Regions from separate parts of the Mus musculus genome. Here all the other regions are linked to region 4. Evidence: chromatin loops called from intact Hi-C (ENCODE). Cell type or tissue: heart. All regions are shown on one strand. Region 1 has its middle 27 kb from the start of Gm25516. Region 2 has its middle 67 kb from the start of Gm25516. Region 3 has its middle 40 kb from the start of Gm24221. Region 4 has its middle 3.0 kb from the start of Foxa2.

Region 1 (5,000 bases), 200 kb before region 4:
TTCCTCAAGAGGCAAGAGTAGGTAGGAGGTAGCCTATTCTTGGAGGCCAAGAGAGTGACAGTTACCAAGGGATGGTGGTATTTCAGTCTCCTGCATCACCCAAAGCATTCTAAATGCATCAGGGAAGATGGGTGGAAATACGAGTCCTCTGAATGTAGTGAGAGCCAGGAAGCTTTGACAACCTCTGAGGAACCAGTGAGGTTAAGGTGGATACACTGGCAATGCAGAGAAGCAGAAAACATGAAGCCATCAGATAAAGTAAGCTGCCTGTTTCATAAGACAGGAAAATAAAATAGGTTTGAATGTGCTAGTATGTGCTGAAGAAACTCTAGACCATCACTTAAGAGATCATCCGAATCCTCAAATCAGAGCTGTGAAGGTCTTGGCAGGGGGTTGGACAGACATGGCATTATCCCATTTTTTATTTTTCCTAGATTTTTAAAACTTTGGAGGCCAATCTATTAATACTAACTGAACTCTATCTGTGAACCAAATACCTAAACACTTTGAATTTAGACTGTTTACATTAATTATGTCCATAGTATATGTTAAACAGAGCAGCATTTTTATATACCCGTGGTGGAGCAGTGACACCGTGTAGTAGATAGAACTTTCCTAGGCTGCCAGTCCTGCCGGGGACCTGCAATGACCCCAGCCACTCCACTTACAGGGCAAGGCTCCAGGTTAAGTCTTTCTTAAGACAAGATCAGTGCCGTGCCACAGCAAAAGTATTTTAACAATTTAACTCACTTTTCTAGAAAAGAAACATTTGCTTCTGGCTTGAACGGCTTCCATCTTAGGGATGTGCAGGAAACTGGGATGCTGTGTTATTTTTTCCTTTTGATAAACAGGGAGAAACCTTCATGCTTGGTTTGCTCCTGGAGGCTGACCTGTGTAAAGCACAGGAAGTCCTGAAGAGGTGACAAACATATACTGCCATTAGTTTAGCTGTTAATGGACAGTTTGTGCAGGCTGGCCTGTCCCTAGCAGAGCCTGCCAGAGAGGCAACATGACAGTGTATCAGACAATGTTAGTAAAATCACTGGCACCCTCCATGTGAGTGTGCTTTCACTGGGTTATTAAAATGGCTCAGAACGTCCCGTGGCCCTATTTGGGTAATGTAAAAGTGGTTTCCATCAAGGGACTAGTCTGTGGTTCACCACAATAGGAATCCTCTGCTGCTTTAGAAATGCCACGTTTAACCTTAGCATGATGTCCGGTCCATGTTACTAATCAGATCTCCAGAGCAAGGAAATAGTTCATTCCTGGATACTTTCCAGCCTATTAATAGCTCTTGGTGACATTTGTTTCGCATTTACTGCCCCATATATGAGACAGACAAAGCCAAGCTTTCCCTGGGTTATGATGTACATCTCACTTTCTTAGACAGTTGATCCAAGATAAAATTAAATTTCAGTGTCTTATTTTTCAGTCTTGATTCCTTAAGGCAAGTGTGGAAAATGTAGGAGGCAGCTGGTGTGTGATGCTCTAGGTGCCTAGAGGGAGGTCTGGTCATGTCTTTCAGTGGCATCTGAATCCAGATACAAGAGCCTTCACACAGACCCCAAGACCATGTGTGTCTGGGGACATAGGTCCTTTTCCCTTGGTAACCCCACACTTGAAGAAAAAAACAGTGGCTTGCAAACTATAGAATGAGGCATGATTTATTGTCCCTCTCTGTTTGCTTTCCTTATGTGCACAAATGTGACAGCTTGTGGCGACTGAGGGCTAAATTTACCATTGCACAGCACAAAGCAAAATATCCACACAAAAGAACCTTCCTCCTCTGCAACCCCAGAACTTCTGTTCCATTTCCTGGTCATCCTCTCCGCACTGGACTCTTCTGCTTCCCTTCTCTTTGCACTCTTCCCTCTTCTCAGATGTGCCCAACTAATGGCTCCTACCACTGAAGTCTGGAGACTTTTACTTAGAAGTGTCCACTGTAGGAAACTGGGGTACAGCGCCCCACTCCAACTTCACCTGCCAACCAGCTGTGTTAGCAATGCAACAGAATTCCACTTCATGTGTGGAGTCTAAAAATACAACTGCTTAAATATGAATAAGCCGCTGTATTGAACCCTCAGCAAGTACCACACTGTGGCTTGCCCGCCTCTCCTTTAGATGGCGCCATTTTACTGCAGGGAGACCACTTGGTCTCCCTTTTCCAGTGTCAATTAGTATTCACTGTGCAAAAATCAGGAAATTCCTTCATTATGCCGGTGCCCAGTGCCCGGTAGCAATCTGATAATTAAGGTGGTGCTTCGGCATTTCCATTATAAACTCCACTTCTCAGGGAGGGTTGTGCCACCGCAATAAGAACTTGCTGAGAGGTTTCACCTTGGGACATTTTAGAGCAAACACTGCATTTCCCTTCTTAAGGGTCTTTTTTCTTAATCATGTTATGTCAAGTCTGAGAAATTTATTTTTCTCCATGTGACCAAAAATAATTAAGAATTTATTTAGATTTTTTTTTGCAATTTTAATTCAGGCATTGGTTTGCATCTAACTTCACAGAAACAAGCAATATTTGAAGTAATACATCCATTAATTACCCTGATTTGATCGTTACAGTGTGTACATGAATGGACATATCACACACTATCCGTAACTTTGTACGATTAATATGTGGACAATTAAAAATGGAAGAATGTGAAATAAGACGCAAGATGTCAAAGTGTTTTAATTTAAAAAAAAAAAAAAAAGGAAAGAAGTGTTTTGAGTTTTGAGGCTGGTTTTCCCAAAATGTTAAGTGGTTCCTGCATTGCCTTCTCCGTGCCCTCTTGTTTTAAGTCTATGTTGAAGCCTTCCACAATTAGGCAATACTGACTTGTGAGACCATTATCCAAAACTTTACCCTGAAGGCATTCCTGTAGGTGCTTTCTCAGAGTCACTGCGTGCCCCAGCCCCACTGTCAGCAGAAGCTTGAGCCCAGAACCAATGCAGACACAAGGGCTCTACTGTGTAAGTTCCCAGCCACCATCTTACAAGTTTCTGGGGCATCATCTGTATGCCCCACATCAACACCTGTGGGCATTTCAGAATAGACTCCATTTCCTTTGTTCTGTTTTATCATCAGACATTGAATCATATCATGTGTCCTACCTTCTAGTCATAAAAATACCTACTTACAGTGAGTTTTTCAGTCTACTGAAAAAATATTTGTACAGTTTTATACCCCTCCTTATACAGGCTCCAACCAGAATAAAATCTCAACCTAACGACACATTTCTATTATCCATAAAAATGCTCTTACTTTTAAGAGTCACTTGTGGCTGCTAGTGACTGTATTAGCTTGTTTGCTATGGCTATATCTAAATTCCTCAGAGTGGGTATATTACAAAGAAAATAGGTTTATTTTACTAACAGCTTTAGAAGCTGAAAGTCCAAGAGTGGGTGACCCTCTCAGCTCAAAACTAATGGGCCAAGCGTCCAGCATATGAGTCTCTCTGGGGCAGACACAAGCCTCACCAAACAAGAGCAGCAACTACCTGGATATGCCTTTGTTTCAGTCTCTGGGAGAATTTTTTAATGGAATTTGTAAATTGTATGTAATAAAAGCATTATCAATATATTATCTATCTTTCTTTTTTAAAACTCTACATTTCTATATTATTTTAGCAGCTATGTGTGTGAGCATGTATGCATGCCATGCTGTATGTGTGGAGAGAACAGCTTGTGGGGAGTTGCTTCTCTCCTTCCACCACGAGGGTACCAGTGATCAAACTGAGGCCATCAGGCTGACAGCAGGCATCTTACCCTGTGAACCATCTCACCAGTTCACAATTATCTTTCTTGTCACCATGATAGAATACAGGACATAGTCTAATGGTGGAATAATTTATTTCGGCTCACTGTTTCAGAGTCCCCCTACTCTTAGACACAGCTTCATGGCAGAGAGCATGTGATAAAGACTTGTTTTTATTTCATGATGAACAAAACAAGAGAAAGAAATGTCACATAGGCTGACTGATTTTAACTTTTGAGTCTAACCAGGCCCTTAACCTATGGGAAGGTTCTGATTGATCTTCCCACCCTCACGGAATCCTTCCTCCATGCTCACAGATAAAGCCAGTGGTGCACTCCAACAATCTCCCAGTTGAATCCAAACTGATAGAGAAGGTTATGGTCCCACAGGTAACAATGGATGTCTACACGGTGCATTGCCCAGGTGATATTTCTCTACTCTTATTTTGTGAGACCAGAACAAGGTATACCAGCCACACATTTGATCTGATCCAAATAGAAAATTAATATCTGAGTGTTTGTTACCAACCTCCTCTGTATGTCACTAGCTATTATTTTTGTATACCGACACTTATGTGTCCATCTAAAAGGCAGATTTGGGGCATATGCAGGTCACAGTTCCAGGATTTGTAGCTCTAAAATCCATGTGGGTTCAAAGGCAAGTCATGGAGTCAGAAGATCAAGGTGACACAGAAATGAGACATGCCTCAGTGCCACTGGGAGCTGACACAGAAAAGGGAAGGAGAGAGAGAGAGAGGAGAAATGGGGGTGAACAGCAGAAGGGAGCAGGACTGTGTCACTTCCCACAATTATAGTTGATATGTAAAAAACTAAATAAATTCTCAGGTGAGTCATGAGAATGGGAGTCGAGTTACTTTTGTGTAACTGATACAAAGATTGAAAACAATTCCCTCCTTCCTCCTGTGTTGGCCCAGTCTACAACATCTGTTTCTCAACACACAGACACACACACACATACACACACCAAGGTAGATTTTAAGATACTAATTTAATTGTAAATCAAGATTGATTGCCAGGAAGCAGGAACAGAGGACTTAACAAATGATGGGGCAGAGGTGTGTGTAGCTGGAGCTCAGCTGTAGAGACTTCTTGTCTGTAGGAAGTGGAGCCATGCAGGAGCCTGAAAATCATAGTTGAGTCTAGGTTGCTTCACTGCAGAAGTCTCCAGGATAGAGCTGTCAGGGACAGGTTGGATAGGGGGGTTGAATTCTTTATGCCAGATACAGCTGTGTCCC
Region 2 (5,000 bases), 240 kb before region 4:
ACAGTAACATGAAGCTAATATATTGTTGTACCATGGGCAATATCCTCAAGTGCTCAGGCCAGTTTGATCTGAATTTCTTACCTTGAAACTTGGAGATCAGTTCCTAGAAGTTACAGTACATGTTGACCTCTGAAACTCAAGCCAGGAATGCTGGCAGCCTGGCTTGTGGTCCATAAAGCTGTGTTTTCAGGAGTAGGGATGTGCGGAGCTGAATGTTAAGTTGCAGTGCCTGGGTGGAGAAGGCACCTCCTGAAACCACAGGCTGCTGTCAGCAGCAAACCCTGCTGTGTCTAAGCCCCCATCCTCATGCACCTGGATAGTCTGCATCCTCAGGGCGGAGCAGTTTCTCACACTTCCTTAATCAGACTCCTGTCAAGGACTGTGGTGGCCAGATCTGCAGACTTTCCTCCTACTGCTGGTTTTGCTTCCCTGGGGACATTTCAGACTACTGCATTTTCCTTCTTATTCACACCGCTGCTGCTGGTGCACTGGGGCTGCAGGAAGGTCCCCCGACTTGTTACCAGGCTAGCTATAAATTCACCAGGGAATAGATTTGGGTCTTGGGTATAACCTCAGAAACAATGAGAACTTCAGGAGGTGAGAGGTGGCTCCTTCTGTTTTGCAGCCTGGGCGTTAGAAACTGCCTTTAACCTTGCTCTTTAATTCTGATAGAGAATATGGAAGGGGAGGATTTATTGATCTCTACCCCCACAGCAAAGGAACTAAAGCTCAGAGAGGTTGGGCTTCTTCCCAAGGTCACAGAGCAGTGAGCCTCAGAGCTGAGCTTCTCTGGGGTGGGCGTCCATCAGATGTTAGATGAAGGACCTCATTTTGCAAGGAAGGTCTAAACGGACACACGGTCGTGCTTGCTAGTGTTTTTCTGTGTTAGTGCTGTCTCTTGTGGAGATCCCAGACAACCTGGAACAAGCTGCCATCCAGTCTAAGTATATTACATCCACTTCAGCAAGAAGAACAGCAGCTGGCCACAGGCATTAAAAAGACACCAGGAAGAATATTTGCTGGGTCTTGGTGGGAATGGCTTCCAAGCAGATCTTGGAAGGTGGGAGGGTGTTGGCACAGGGTACAACTTTTGACCTTGTCAGTCGTGGCTCAACACAGATACCCAGAATAGAGTCAATAGAGAGAAGAAAATGTTCCTTTGGGGTCTACAGGACATAGCTATACCCTCCTAATTGCAGCAGCATTTAGTACAACACCCAAGACATGGCAAGAGTTTACATTCCACCCATGAGTAAATTTATAGAAAGGACAAACCAAACATGGTATATGAAAACAAGGGAATATTATATTCAGTCTAAAACTGGAGGAAAGACTACCATTTGTCACGATGATGGCAGGCTTGAAGGACACTGTGTTAAGTGAAACAAACTAAGCACAGAAAGATGAGGAATGGATATCTCACTTCCTGTAAAATCTACAAAAATCAAACTGTAACAATTGGAGTAGAATAAGTTGCCAAGGGCGTGGAGAGGGAGAAATACAGAAGTGTCGATAAAGGGTGAATCACGCAAATTAGTCCAGTTAAGTTAGTTCCAGGCGTCTAAGGGAGAGCGGTGACTGTGGTGTCCATAAAGCTTTCTAACGGGCATCCCTTACTCTGAGCACTCACCAATACATTAAGTTATTCAAGGAGGAATCATGGGGCGTCTATTTATGGCATACATGCAACTTTATACATGATAAGCATGTGGCAAGAAAAGGAACTTTTAAAAATAAAAGAAAGTTTGTGACATCATGCATGAAGCCCTGGATTAAGTCCCCAGGACCAAAAACTAAAATAACAAACAAACAAACAAAAAAACATGAAGGAAAATAGCACCTGTGGGATTTACTGCTAGGAGGATTACAGAAACCACTGTCTCCGAGTGTCCTGAGGATGCCTGCATTAGTCTGCATGGATCTCATAGAACTGAACCTCAGGCTTTGAAATCATCCCGAGGGAGGAAGTAAGTGGGTGTGGTGACATGAAACTTGCTGCCTTCTGGAGTCAGAGCTCATGGCCCATCCTTTGTTTAACCTTTCCACTCAGATCCAGTCAGTAAAGCTGGCCTCTATCTTGTAGCTATAACCCAAAGTGAAAAACAGCAACATAGTAGATACAGCTATGCAGGAGCTACAGAAGTTAAGGATAACTCCCAGAATGTGTGGCCGATATCATCTTAAGAAACTAAATGGCAAGGCTTCCTTTCTGTTAAACATAAACACACATGTACACTAAAAAGATGTTCTGGTCTTGGGGGTCAGTTGGGTTTGTTGTTGTTTTGTATTTTAGTCAGTTGTGTCATACTTTGGCCTCAATTTATTTCCCCCACCCGCTTGGGTTTTTAAGTTTTCTAAGTGCATGAGACATTTGTTAGCTGTCCAATTCCTCTAAGAACCCTTATTTGGCCACCAGAGGGCAGATGAGACCAACAAATTACCCCCAGACATGGGGGCCCCTTCATTGTGGTTCATCTGAACTGGAAACTCCCTCTTTAAGCTGGATTAAAGGTTAAATAAAGAAGGCTATGCGATTCTTTGGGTATGATTGGAGAAAAATTGTGGGAAAGGAGGAGAGTTTCAAAAACGGTCTCCAAAGTTGTCTTTAACTGTTAAAGCTGTACCCTGACCAGCTGGTAGCTTTTCTCTCCTGTCTGCCCTCCTGGCCATATTTGGTACAGAGACCATCAGAATGTCCACGGGTACTCCCCTGAAGCTCCAGAGGGTCATCTCAGTTCTGCAGCCCTCCCCCTTATGCAGAATGTCAGTCAGCCGTGTAAGTTAGATGCTACAAAGATGAGTTGGACTTACAAAGCTTCATGATAGATAATCTCCAACTTTGCAGCATTCTGGAAAATGAAAAGCTATAGAGATGGTGGGCTGGTAGGCTTAGGAAAGGGACATTGGGGTATATGGAGAGATGTGCTGAGGTAGATGTGAGGCTTTTAGAGTGGGGTAGGGTACTTACATGGTCCCTGTGCAGGGTATATGGCACTGTGTGTTTATCTCAATCCATAGAATACACAGCACAAAGAAGCCCCAGTGTGAACCAGACCTTCATTGATGGACACATCCACACCCTGGTTGCAGCAGTTGCCACACTAACACAGCTGTCGAAGGCAAGGAAGATGTTGAATTGAGGCTGAGAGTGCTTGTGCCCATTTTGTATTCCTTGGTCAAGTTTCTGAAAATCATAAACTACTCTAAAAATGCAGTTTATACACTTTCTAAAAACTCAAAGAAACATCCAGCCTAGATGATGTTCTTGGTCACTGTTGATATCTATGTCCTCAGTGGTGGTTCAAGGGTAGGTAGAGACCTGACTCTTGCTGGGCCCTCAGTGTCCCTGGTGCTTATGGCTCAGAACCCTGGGATTCTGTGGCCTTTGAGCTGTAGGGTTCCCTCCCTTCCTTCTTTCTCCTTGAAGAGTGACGACTAAGGGCTACTTGGTGAAGATTTGAGTAGCTGGGTTATTCTCATTGCTTTACATCAAAAGCAAAAGGAATGCTAACTATTGATGTCTGTAACCTGGTATTTAGGCATTATATAGACTTCCAGAAGAAGGCGTGGCCTAGATTAGAGGTATCTGAATTAAAGGTGTGTCTTCCCACCTGGAAGACTGGGTTAGAAGAGGCTCTTCTCACTTTGTTTGATTTAATTAAGCAAAAATCTTTCACAGGTGTGCCCAGCAATTTGGGGGGATTTCAGTTAATTCTAGATGTAGTAAAATTGACAACCAAAATAACCATCACACCAAAATAACCATCACCCGACTCAAGAAAGAAACCTTCTGCATCAGACCACAAATATCTTGTAACTTAAAGTACCCTGATTGGGGTGGGGGTGGGGAACACAAAGCCACTTCTCAAGTTAGCTTCCAGTGTCCTGGAATGGCATTGTCCAACAGAGATACAACCCAGTACATAGAAACAGGTCAAGTATTCTACTGACCATGTTAGAAAGGTAAAAACAATGATGGTATTAATTCATAATTTATTACATATAATGTAGCACACCCAAGCTATCTTCATTTCCAACCTCCAAACCCAACACTGTGATATGTTACAGTCTTCCATACTTTTCTTTACACTAAAATTTTGGAATCTACTGATGCTTTAATGTAGGGCTGGACATGATGGTACATGGCTTTAATTCCAGCACTTGAAAGGCAGAGGCTGTTAGGCTCTTTGTGAGCCCAAGGTTAGTCTGGTCTACATCGTCAGTTTCAGCATATCCAAGAATACATAGAGAAAGTCTGTCTCAGAAAGAAAGAAAAGAAAAGGAAGGTAGGAAGGAAGGAAGGAAAGAAAGAAGGAAGGAAGGAAGGAAGGAAGGAAGGAAGGAAGGAAGGAAGGAAGGAAGAGAGGGGGGAGGGAGAGATAGAAAGAGAGAAAGGGAGAGAGAGAGAGAAAGAGAAAGAGAGAGAGGGAGGGAGGAAGGAAGGAAGGACGGAAGGAAGGAAGGGAGAGAGAAAGAAAGAAAGAAAGAAAGAAAGAAAGAAAGAACGAACGAACGAAAGGGGGAGGGAGGAAGGAAGGGAGGGAGGGAGAGAGAAAGAGAGAAAGAAAGAAAGAAAGAAAGAAAGAAAGAAAGAAAGAAAGAAAGAAAGAAAGAGAGAAAGGGAGAGAGAGAGAGAGGGAGGGAGGGAGGGAGGGAGGGAGGAAGGAAGGAAGGAAGGAAGGAAGGAAGGAAGGAAGGAAGGAAGGAAGGAAGGAAGACAGGAAGACAGGAAGACAGGAAGACAGGAAGGAAGAAAGAAAAGGAGGAAAGGAAGAAAGGAAGAAGGTGAGGAGAGAGAGCTGAATCTGTACTTAGATTTCATAAAATTGATATTTGCAAAGGTAACTAGTTCAAAACTCTCTCAGAAGTCTCCAGTGACTGAACGAAATATCACTTCTTAACTGTAAGTTAACACATCTGCAGATTTGGTTCTAAGGTCTGTGAATGTCTTTCCTGGTGCTCAGCATCCCCTGGCAGTGGAAGATGTGGCCCAGGGGTTA
Region 3 (5,000 bases), 62 kb after region 4:
ATGAGAAAAGCAAGCCAGGCCAGCAACTTTCCTCAACTACTGTCTGAATGTAGCACCAAGAGCCTCTACACGGGGAGGAAGCTGCTGCATGGGGACCCAGACCCACTCTAGTGACAATGTGTCTGCCAACTCCATCTCATTCTCGGCCCATCTTGTTGCTATGTTTGCTGAATAAGAAATGTCTACTTCCGCCTTAGAGTTATAATGTGATTTTGACAAAATATTTCCCTTGTGTCCTATGTGTGCCTATGTGTCCCTAGACAAAACTGAGTACTTAGTATTGTCTTCAGTCACCATCACCTACCTTTGTCACTAGGTGGCAGGACAGGAGACATCCTAATACCATATGACATTAAATGAAGAATTGCTCACTTTCAGGACACCAAGGACAAACACACAATCATGGATACAGCTGAATTTAGGGAACTATGGTTTCTGGACAACTTTGTAAAGCCATTTTCTACATATTAAATTATTTCCCTTTCACATAATCTAACAAAACCGAGGAGATTTTTCAGGTAAACTCTTTTCTCTGTAGAGATTGAGAGATAATATTTAAGAGAGGCATTAATGGATGCACATACCCACAGCTGGTATGTTTCTAGAAGAAAAGACAAATGCACAACTATGCTTACTGCAGCATTTTTTTTTTACCGTGGCCAAAAAATGAAAAAACCTTAGTGTCCATCAAAGGATGAGTATATAAAGAAAATTTCATACATACATACATACATACATACATACATACATACATACATGCATACATACATACATACATACTTAGGGAATCCTATTTATCCATAGAAAGGTGAAAACCTGGGGCTTGTGGGATGGCTCAGTAGGTAAAGGTGCCTGCTGCCAAGCCTTCAGAGTTATTGACAAGTAGTCAAAATGATTCGTTATTAAAGAGTAATTATTGGAAAATATTAATAAGGCTATAATTAAAGCTAGCTCTCTATTCTCAACAGCCAGCAGAATGGGAAAGAACAGCACAGGCATCTTTCTCCTGTCAGACTCAGCACAGGCAATCCTGTCTCACTACAACCCCCATCTATCACCATTAGTAAATGCTGGTAATTTGAATCTATTGGTTTTAAAGGTTTGCTTGTAGTAAGTGTGTATACTTACTTGGCTGTTTACTGGCTACTTAAAAGTGACACTTATCTGATATTTCTGATGTTTTACTGCTGTACAAGTTTAAATTATGTGTGTGTGTGTGTGTGTGTGTGTGTGTGTGTGTATGTATACATACATAGAGATAATCTCCTAATGTAGTTTTTTTCAAGACAGGGTTTCTTTATGTAGCCTTAGCTATCCCAGTACATGCTCTGTAGACCAGGCTGGCCTTGAACTCACAGAGATCTGACTTCCTCTGCCTCTGAGTGCTGAGACTAAATATGTAAGTCACTACATCCTTGACCCTATTGTGATTTGACATGCAGTTTTTAAGCTTTGCAGTGGAGCAGTGGTAGTACATCAGCTGCCCTTTCAAGGTGGATACCCTTAGAATGGTTCTTTGTCCCACTTTCAATACAATGTTCAAGAACTTGTATGAGATATCCAGTACTTTATTATGTTGGAGGACGCTGCCCAACTTGGGCTGACAGGAGGATTCAGAGTGTGTTCATTCAAGTCAGAAAAAGCTAGGATGTTGGCTAGATTAGGAGAACAAATAAGGTCTTGACAAACCAGTCATAAGGTTAAAGTAATGAAAACTGAAGACCCGTTATATATCCCACTTGCCTAAACATTTGCTTTAGCAATCTGCAGACGATTGTGGGGGTAAGATTGGGTTTGCTGACTCTGTGGGGTGCCAGAGACAGTAGTGTATTATACAACACTAGTTGGGACAGAAGCCAAACCAAGAATATGAAGCATGGTTTCCCACAACCTTTGCCACTTTTGCATGTTCTGAGGTTGAGAAATAAGTCAGTAGACCTGTGAATTAAATGCGTTTTTGATTTAAGCCTTTTTCTTCCCTTAGAAACGGTGTGGTAGAATAAAACCTCACTGCAAATGAAGGAGTACAAAGTGTATTACATAAATGTCCATGAGTTGATTCTTTCTAACTAGGTGACCCTTGCTGTGGGTCACCAGACAGGGGCCTCCACTTCTGGGCCAGAACTTCTGGGTTCAGTGAGTGGTAGAAATGGAAGACAGGACTCTCCCCCTAGTGGTGAAAGTATAGCACTGCTCTCAAGCCCTGGGCCACCATCAAACTCTAATCAGGGGTAAAGCAGAATGAGGGGTAAAGAGGGAGCTGCAGCAAGATGATGGGGAAAAAAAACATGAGAAACTATTATGAATCTTGTTTCACTTTGTTGACTTCCAGAGCCAAGCAGACATGGTAATCCTTACGTGGGCCACCTGCCATCTCTCTGGGACAAATCAGAGGCGAAATAGCAGCTACACACCCTGTTTCCTCAACAGTTTCAGACCCTGGTTCATTCTGACTTATTCTACTGTCAATCATGCTATTATGAAAAAAAAAAGAGCATTGTTTGTTTGGGGCCAAACAGGGATATGCATTAGAGCCAAAGTCTTCGTTCAGTGGGTCTACAGATGTGACCACCACCTCCACAGAAATTTAAGTTGAAAAGTTTCATGAAGAGTCAAACTAACGCAGAACCAGTTGTGGGTAAGAGGCTGCATTTGCTCAGGGGTTTTTAAAAATATTCCCTGTGGGCAAAATCCAGTGTGTTTTCCATTTTGAATAAAGTTTTATTGGTGCACATCCCGGCCACTCATTTTTATTTTCTCCAGGGCTGTTTTTGCACTACAATGAGATAATTGAGAACTTGTCACAAATCTTTAGTTTCTGGTCCTGTACTGAAAGTTTACTGACTTCTGAATTCCAGAAACAAGAGGAAAACTGTCCCTTCGTGGAGAAGCTGAGAAGGCCCAACGATTATGACAGCATGGAAGAATTTTTAGCCCTCCTCTAATTCTGGGTTGCAAATAGTCTCACATTCTCCTACCACCTTGGTAAATAATTTTAAACTTCATAATCCATCTTTTGCAAAACCATTGAGAATAACATAAGAACCACATTCTATAGGGTTGTCAAGTGGTGCCATATAGGCTAAGAATGTAGATGGACTGTGGATAGGTAAATGGTAGTGCTCTCTCTGCTGACCTGGCTGTGTGTGTGAGCATAGGATGAGGGTGGTGGCAAGGGTGAGTTGCACTGGGCATATATATATATATATATATCTATCTATATATATATATATATATATATATATATGAATGAAAAGAAGTACAAAGCTTAAAGAATTTGAACATGACCTTGACACTTATTGCTTAGTAGATACAAGGATCTTCCAATTAAGTAACCTCGGAGACATCATGTTGATGCTGCTGCCTATTAGAAAAGGAAGGTGAGGTTCAGGGTCTCACATTCTCCTATCACAGAGTGTAGGATATTGCCAGACCTGAGGGCTGCTCATGCTTGTCAAGGGCCCACGGTGTGCTGACCCTTCCTTTGGGTATTTTCTGTGTGGGAAGGTAAGTGTCCATTCACTCTTTCAGGAGAGAGAGAGAGAGGGAGGGAGGGAGGGAGGGAGGGAGGGAGGGAGAGAGAGAGAGAGAGAGAGAGAGAGAGAGAGAGAGAGAGAGAGAGAGACAGAGACAGAGAGACAGAGAGACAGAGAGACAGAGAGACAGACAGAGACAGACAGATAGACAGACAGACAGAGACAGGGAGCTACAGCGCGAGCAGAGTGCTGAAATTCATACTAATGTAGGGTAATCTCGTAGGTATGCATGGTCGACTCTTCCACTCTGTTCAGCTTCCCACATAGATCGACCTGGGAGAAACACAGGTCCCTGGGGTCTTGGAACAATCAATAGCCCAGAGCTTCCCTCAAAAATACCTCAACACCAAAGGGTTGAAGCCAGACCCTTCCTCGCCCCTGCCCCTTTTGTGTCCGCATTGCACTTGCGTCATCTAGTGGACAGACATGAGAAGTTCCACAGCCAGGTCTCTTCAAAGTCAAGAAGCAACCAAGCAATTTTTGTCAGCTTATCCCAGTGTCCCTGAAGGCCTCCTCCCAAAACTGGGGACAGGCAGACGGGAAATACTAAAGTCTGGGAGCCAACGTGGCAATGAATATGTCTGTGGCAGTACATGGGAGCATGTTAGTACCCAACTTTCTTCTCAGCAAGACATATGCTCTTTTCAACACCTAGGAGACATTTGACAATGTCTGGAACATTTTAGGATTTTAGGACAGGATATGTTACTGGCATCTTGTGTGTGGAGACAGTCATATAGGTAAGCCTCCACCATAGTATGGGTCACCCCTACAATGTGAATGAATTAATTTCCTATGTAACCCAAATAGTTCTCCCTGGTATAGGGAACCCAAGAAGTATAAGAGAAACAAATAATACCCCAATATGCAGATCACAAATAAAACTCCTGTGTGAGGAACCAAATATAATATTCTCAATGTGGGGCATCTGAATAATATTATGAATATTGGGGCTCGAACAATACCCCAATATGGTAATCTGCCTAATAACTCTTCAATGTGAAGAGTCCTGCTCTGCTTTGCCTATAAGGATGGTCTATAGAAGGTCTTGGTGCTGTGAGACTGTATACAGAGACCTTGCACACGTTATTCTTTTTGTAGAATGTTCTTCCCATACCATTCACTTTTTCAGGGCATATTTTCCCTCCAAACTCTGCCCAGCTCTCACTCCCTCAGGGCTTCCCACTTGCACACCTCCATTCTTGTCTTGGCTTGATTTTCTATGGATGGATCTTAGACAAAGATAAGAAGACAAACACTTTATATGCAAAGGGGACTCTAGAAGGTCCAGAAAAATCTGGTCTGCACAGATTTTTCCCTTCTTCTTCTTCTTCTTCTTCTTCTTCTTCTTCTTCTTCTTCTTCTTCTTATTATTATTATTATTATTATTATTATTATTATTATTACTGTTGTTGTTGTTTCTGAGACAGAATCTTACTATGTAGTTCACCTCTGACCTCAAAA
Region 4 (5,000 bases):
GAAGCCAGGGCTAGCGTTCCGCACCTGCCGCTGGGCGCCCCGAGCTAGCCCATCTCCTGCTGTCCCTGGCACTCCCAAGACCCCGACCTGCAAGCAGGCGTGCTGGCGCCCTGGTGGAGTCCCTTCCTTTACGTCCACGGGGAGTCTTCCGTGGACCCAGAGACCTGGGATCAAGCCACCCTTGGAGAAACTCAGGTCTCCTGCTCCCGCCCCGCCCCTCCTCATCGCCCCAAGCACGGGGTTCGTCAATCCGAAGGCGCGTACCGCCTTGGTGGCCTGCAAAGCGAGGCAAGCCAGATTTATTTATCTCGGGTTTCCTCCCTTTTAGTGCACATTCCCTGTCAAAACAACAAGCAGGTGACAGCCAATTTGCAAAGCGCTGTCCTATTTAGAAAAACTGTGTACACACCTTTAACTCGCTGGCCGCTGCTCCGGAGGCCCCTCCCCGTTACAGTTAAGTCCCGGGGCGGCCTCAGGAGGCGCGTAGGACTCGCGTGGTCTGGCCGCCCTGGTCGTCAGTTACCTCAGTCCTCTTTCTGGCTACCCACCTCAGTCGGCCTGGAGAGACCCGTTTAGCTGCAGCCAATACCCGGGAGGCAGCGATTTGCCTCTGGCATGAGGGCCTCGGTGTTTCAAGGTTACTTTTCAGTTAAATCCAAGGTGCCCAAAGCATTTCGTAACTAAAACAAACAGGGCAGTAGGTGGGGGTAGGGCAGGAGAAAAAAAATCAATAATGGGCCTTGTGGGATGACTTCAGGAGGATCTGTGTTCTCTGCCTGCAGAGACCAGGACTGTCTTATAAAAATTGAAAATTTCAGTTTCTTTTCTCTTTAGCTTCTAGGTGTTAAAAAGTGTCATTTGAAGTGTTGTCTTCTGCCTTTGAGGCAGAGGCAGGAGGATCTCAGAGAAGTCTAGGCTGACCTAGTCTATAGAGTGAGTTTCAAGACATCCGGGCTACAGAGAGAAACCTTGTCTCCCCAAACAAAACAAACATGAAAACAACAGAGTATGTCATTTATATTGTTAGCTACCAAGACCGAGACTAAGGTAAGCCTAGATTTTGGAGTGGAGGGTCTTGCCGGCGTTTTTATGTGGACAGTCTTTCTTGGTTCTGAAAATGTGACTAGGATGTAGGGATACAGTCCCAAACTCTTCTCTCTAGGAGATGGAGAAAATAGGAAATAGTTGGCCCAAATCCAGGTGTCCACAATTTCGTGTGGTAGAAGAAGAGTACATAGAGGTGGCAGGTACTGGGGTGAGCTTTGAGCATGGAAGCCTGAATGAGAATGGAAGCCAGATTGGAGGGTAAAGAAAGAGGTCAGCATCCTTTTGGACTGAAGACGCAGCAACATCAGTGCCCTTTGCTGCTGAAACGCACATAGTATGGACAGATAAGGTATTAATGTGTCATCTGAAGCAATGCAGAGCACGAGTCCCTCAAAGGCAACGCCTGTTTTCCCGCTGAAGGTGAATCTGACGTGTTCACCTAGTGAACACAGGGAACCCAGAGAGATCAGATCCTCCAGCATCTTCCCCAGGACCCCACAAGGATGACCGCAGACTTGAAAAAGAGGGGTGCACATGTTGTTTATAGATGCAGCTATTTTTCAAACTTAAAGCAAAAAAAAAATGCAGGCACCCAACTCCCCCCCCCCCAAGAGAGACACAGAGAATCACAGAGAGACAGTTCCACTCCCCACCAGAGAGAGAGAGAGAGAGAGAGAGAGAGCTCCATCCCCAGAGAGAAAAAGGCAGACAGAGACTGAGACAGCATTCTAGTTCTGTCTAGAGATCTTACATGTCGAAGTACAGTACACGCGCACGCACACACAACAAGGACAGTTCTCTCAGGAAGTGAAACTCAAGATATCAACATTCCGGTTTATTCTGTCCGTCGGTCTGTCTGTCCGTCTGTGTCTGTCAGTTGGTCTATTCCACCACCCCTCTCTGTTAAATGCCAGGGTATTTGTAAGCCTGTGGGCTGCACTGCTCTTTGATTGTGCTCCCAGCTGAAATTTGATCCCAGAAATTATTGCACGTGTAAAATTAGTTACCAAGCGCTGGGAGAGTGGGTACGCGGAGCAAAGCATGCTTCTCTCAGATCTGAGAATTCCTACCGTCCCCTCAGACACTGTGTGTGCTCAGATCTCAGGATAGCTGGGAGCGCTAACATCCAACTTCCACAGTGACAGGGCGCCCCCTGTCGGCCGCGAGGATTTCGGGGTCAACCCCAGTCCGGTCTTTTAGCTTTTGGAATCCTAATCGCGCTCCAACTGCTGTCCCTGGGCACCTTCTTCTGGCCCCATCTCCACCCAAGTGCTCCGCGTGGAAGTGAACACAGCCAAACCCGCGTCTAGTCTCCTAGCTCCGAGAAAGGGTGGGTCTGCGCATGACGCCACCTGGAACATTGGAGTAGAGGTGTCTGCGACCATCCCAGCACCACTGGCCGCTGGCATTCAGTGACCAGCCGGGGAGCGGGGCGCTCGTAGACTTCCGAGCGAGCGGAAACATTCTGGCAGCCCGGGGTCTCTCCCTAGGCCTCTGGCTTTGCAGGCGCTCGCTCTCGTTGGCGCGTACGCCGGTCCTCCCCGGAGCCGCCGTGATTTCTAAAGGTTTATTCAGAGCCCTGGCACCAGACCTTCAAGCTGGAATGCTGCAAACTGCCCCAGGTGCCTCTCTCCAGGAAAAAGTTCTCGGGAGCTCCCGCTGCACACAGATGTAGCTCTGATCCCCGGACAGTCTAAACCTCACCTGGGGCCGAGCCATACAAAGCGTTCCTTTGCCTGCTCCCTCCCTTTCGTCCCTTCTTCAGTCCAGCACTGCAGCGACAGTGTAAAGCCTCTTTACAAATGACCACTGATCTCCTAGGTTTGTTTTTGTTTTTGTTTTTTATTCTAGAAGTAGTGCTGGCGGCAATAGGGGCCCCTCTGATTTGGCCTCAAATATTGGCTATCTCTGCTGTCGCTGGAGAGAGACTGAGATCCAGTGTCCCTTAGCAAAACTGCTCCCCAGAATTTTCTGTCAATGAAACTAGCTGAAGAGCACATCAATAAACAGAACTCAGCTTCCCTGCTTAACGCTGTGCAATTCTCTAGTTGAATCCAAAATCTCAATGCAGAATATAGTATGTCAAAGGTAACACTTCATTTTTTGTGGGTGTGGTGTTGTTTCTGAAATGTATTTATTTATTTTAAATTTTATTTTATTTTTAATTTATTTTTTACACTCCATATTCCATTGCCCACTCTCCCCATTCACCCTCCAACTGCTCCACATCCCACACCTCCTTCCCACCCCAGCCCGTCTCCATGTGGATGCCCCCACCCCCTACCCCACCTGACTTCTAAACTGGGGCCTCCCGTCTCTTGAGGGTTAGATGCATCATCTCTGAATGAACACAAGACCCGATGTCCTCTACTGTATGTGTGTTGGGGACCTCATATCAGCTGATGTGTGCTGCCTGTTTAGTGGCCCAATGTTTGAGAAATCCCGGGGGTCCAGAGTAATTGAGACTGCTGGTCCTTCTATAGGATCACCCTTCTCCTCAGCTTCTTCCAGCCTTCCCTAATTCAACAACAGGGGTCAGCTACTTCTGTCCATTGGTTGGGTGCAAATATCTGCATCTGACTCTTTCAGCTGCTTGTTGAGTCTTTCAGAGGGTTCTGAAATTTATTTTTTAAAACCAGAACCCGCCCCAGGGTTTGTCTGTCTAGCATTTGTGCATACCCTCAAATATTCCTGTGTGTGTGTGTGTGTGTGTGTGTGTGTGTGTGTGTGTGTGTGTGTGTGTTTTGAGAGAATCGAAACACTTGTCTATGGGGAGTACTAACACATCACCATAGGATATTTACATGTGGGAATGAAGGAAAGGGTTACTAGGCTGCATGTGTTTGTAAAAACACACACACAAAAAAATGCCTATAAAAGTGAGGTGGGAAACAAAAGCAAGATTTTAATTTTAATAAGCCATGTTGGCTTTTGTGGCAAGATTTATGGGAAAGAAGGAACAGGTAGGAAATCATTGTAACATGAGTGTGATAGTGTGATTGGATTGGGGATGTAACTCCGTGGGAGAATGTGCTTTGTGTGAGCATGGCCTAGGTTTCATTTTCTTCCATCAAAACCAAAACCAAAACTAAATCAAAACCAAAACAAAACTGGATTTCATTTGGGTGATAGAACTATGTCTTCAGTGTATACTTTTCTGCAGTACAGCGACACTATTTTGTATATTGTTTATGTTCCATCCTCCTTTATTATGTTATGGATACCTAACACACAGTAAGGTTATTAGCTCTCATGTTAAGGATGTCTTTTTAAAAAAAATAATTTGTACAGATGGTCACCCACTTCTCATTCTGGAACAATGGAAGAAGCCATCATTCAAACTGATTCTGATTCTGCTAAAACTGGGTTTCTTTTTCTTATTGGTATCAGCCTATGGACTCTGCCCTTCTGAGAGAGGAAATGCAGAGCTGTTGATGGCAATCACAGGGGGCATTCCCAGCAGGGTTCCACTGCAGAGCAGGGGACAGAAGACAAGGTTCACCTGAATTCAGCACGCTCCCCCCCCCCCATTTTAACGCATCGTGGAGCTTGTTTGGAAGTCTGGGTTTTAGTTATGAAGGTTTGTCATTTATAGGCTGCCCTAGAAATTGAGAAACGCAATTGCAGACTCCACTCTCATCTGCTTTGCTCAATACAGACGGCCAGCGTTCTGCCCACTTGGGTTGAGAAGTTGAGGAATATTTCTGAGACATGCTTAACATCTCATCCACAATTCTTGCACTTTTAGCATGTTTCTGGTGTGTGAAGCTCTTACAGCAGGATTAAAATAATTGCAAGAGATGAAAATAAAAGATAACAACTCATGGTAGCAATAACAACAGAGAACCGTGAGGAGGAAAGTCTCTGCTGAGGGATGCTTAAAGTAGACACACCTACATCTGTGACCCTGGGAGCTTCTATATTCATTTGCATGCTGTTCTTGGGAGAAATAA

What was found. A loop is a pair of places that touch in the nucleus more often than their neighbours do. Peaks named below come from ENCODE experiments on the same cell type or tissue, not always from the same donor. Only the 100,000 strongest peaks of a DNase experiment are listed, where the experiment ranks them.
Region 1: a loop joins it to region 4, with 11 times the contacts of the local background. A loop is called at or near these places in 9 of 42 quality-filtered maps.
Region 2: it touches region 4 in a loop (8-fold over the local background); 18 of 42 quality-filtered maps call a loop at or near these places.
Region 3: it touches region 4 in a loop (2.1-fold over the local background); 2 of 42 quality-filtered maps call a loop at or near these places.

Annotation. Positions count from the first base shown.
Region 1 is chr2:147,845,390-147,850,389 of GRCm38, forward strand. No RefSeq gene overlaps it. Among named protein-coding and RNA genes, the nearest start is that of Gm25516, 27 kb to the right of the region's middle. In heart, a CTCF peak has its summit at 2,132; no DNase peak of the experiment used is centred here; H3K27me3 peaks cover 274 bases.
Region 2 is chr2:147,805,806-147,810,805 of GRCm38, forward strand. No RefSeq gene overlaps it. Among named protein-coding and RNA genes, the nearest start is that of Gm25516, 67 kb to the right of the region's middle. In heart, a CTCF peak has its summit at 2,411 (motif pointing right); no DNase peak of the experiment used is centred here; H3K27me3 peaks cover 621 bases.
Region 3 is chr2:148,108,177-148,113,176 of GRCm38, forward strand. No RefSeq gene overlaps it. Among named protein-coding and RNA genes, the nearest start is that of Gm24221, 40 kb to the right of the region's middle. In heart, CTCF peaks have their summits at 2,174 and 3,954 (motif pointing left); no DNase peak of the experiment used is centred here; H3K4me3 peaks cover 266 bases.
Region 4 is chr2:148,046,451-148,051,450 of GRCm38, forward strand. It overlaps a transcript of Foxa2 not described here. Among named protein-coding and RNA genes, the nearest start is that of Foxa2, 3.0 kb to the left of the region's middle. In heart, a CTCF peak has its summit at 2,200 (motif pointing left); a DNase peak (open chromatin) is centred at 2,321; H3K4me3 peaks cover 1,765 bases; H3K27ac peaks cover 609 bases; H3K27me3 peaks cover 4,753 bases.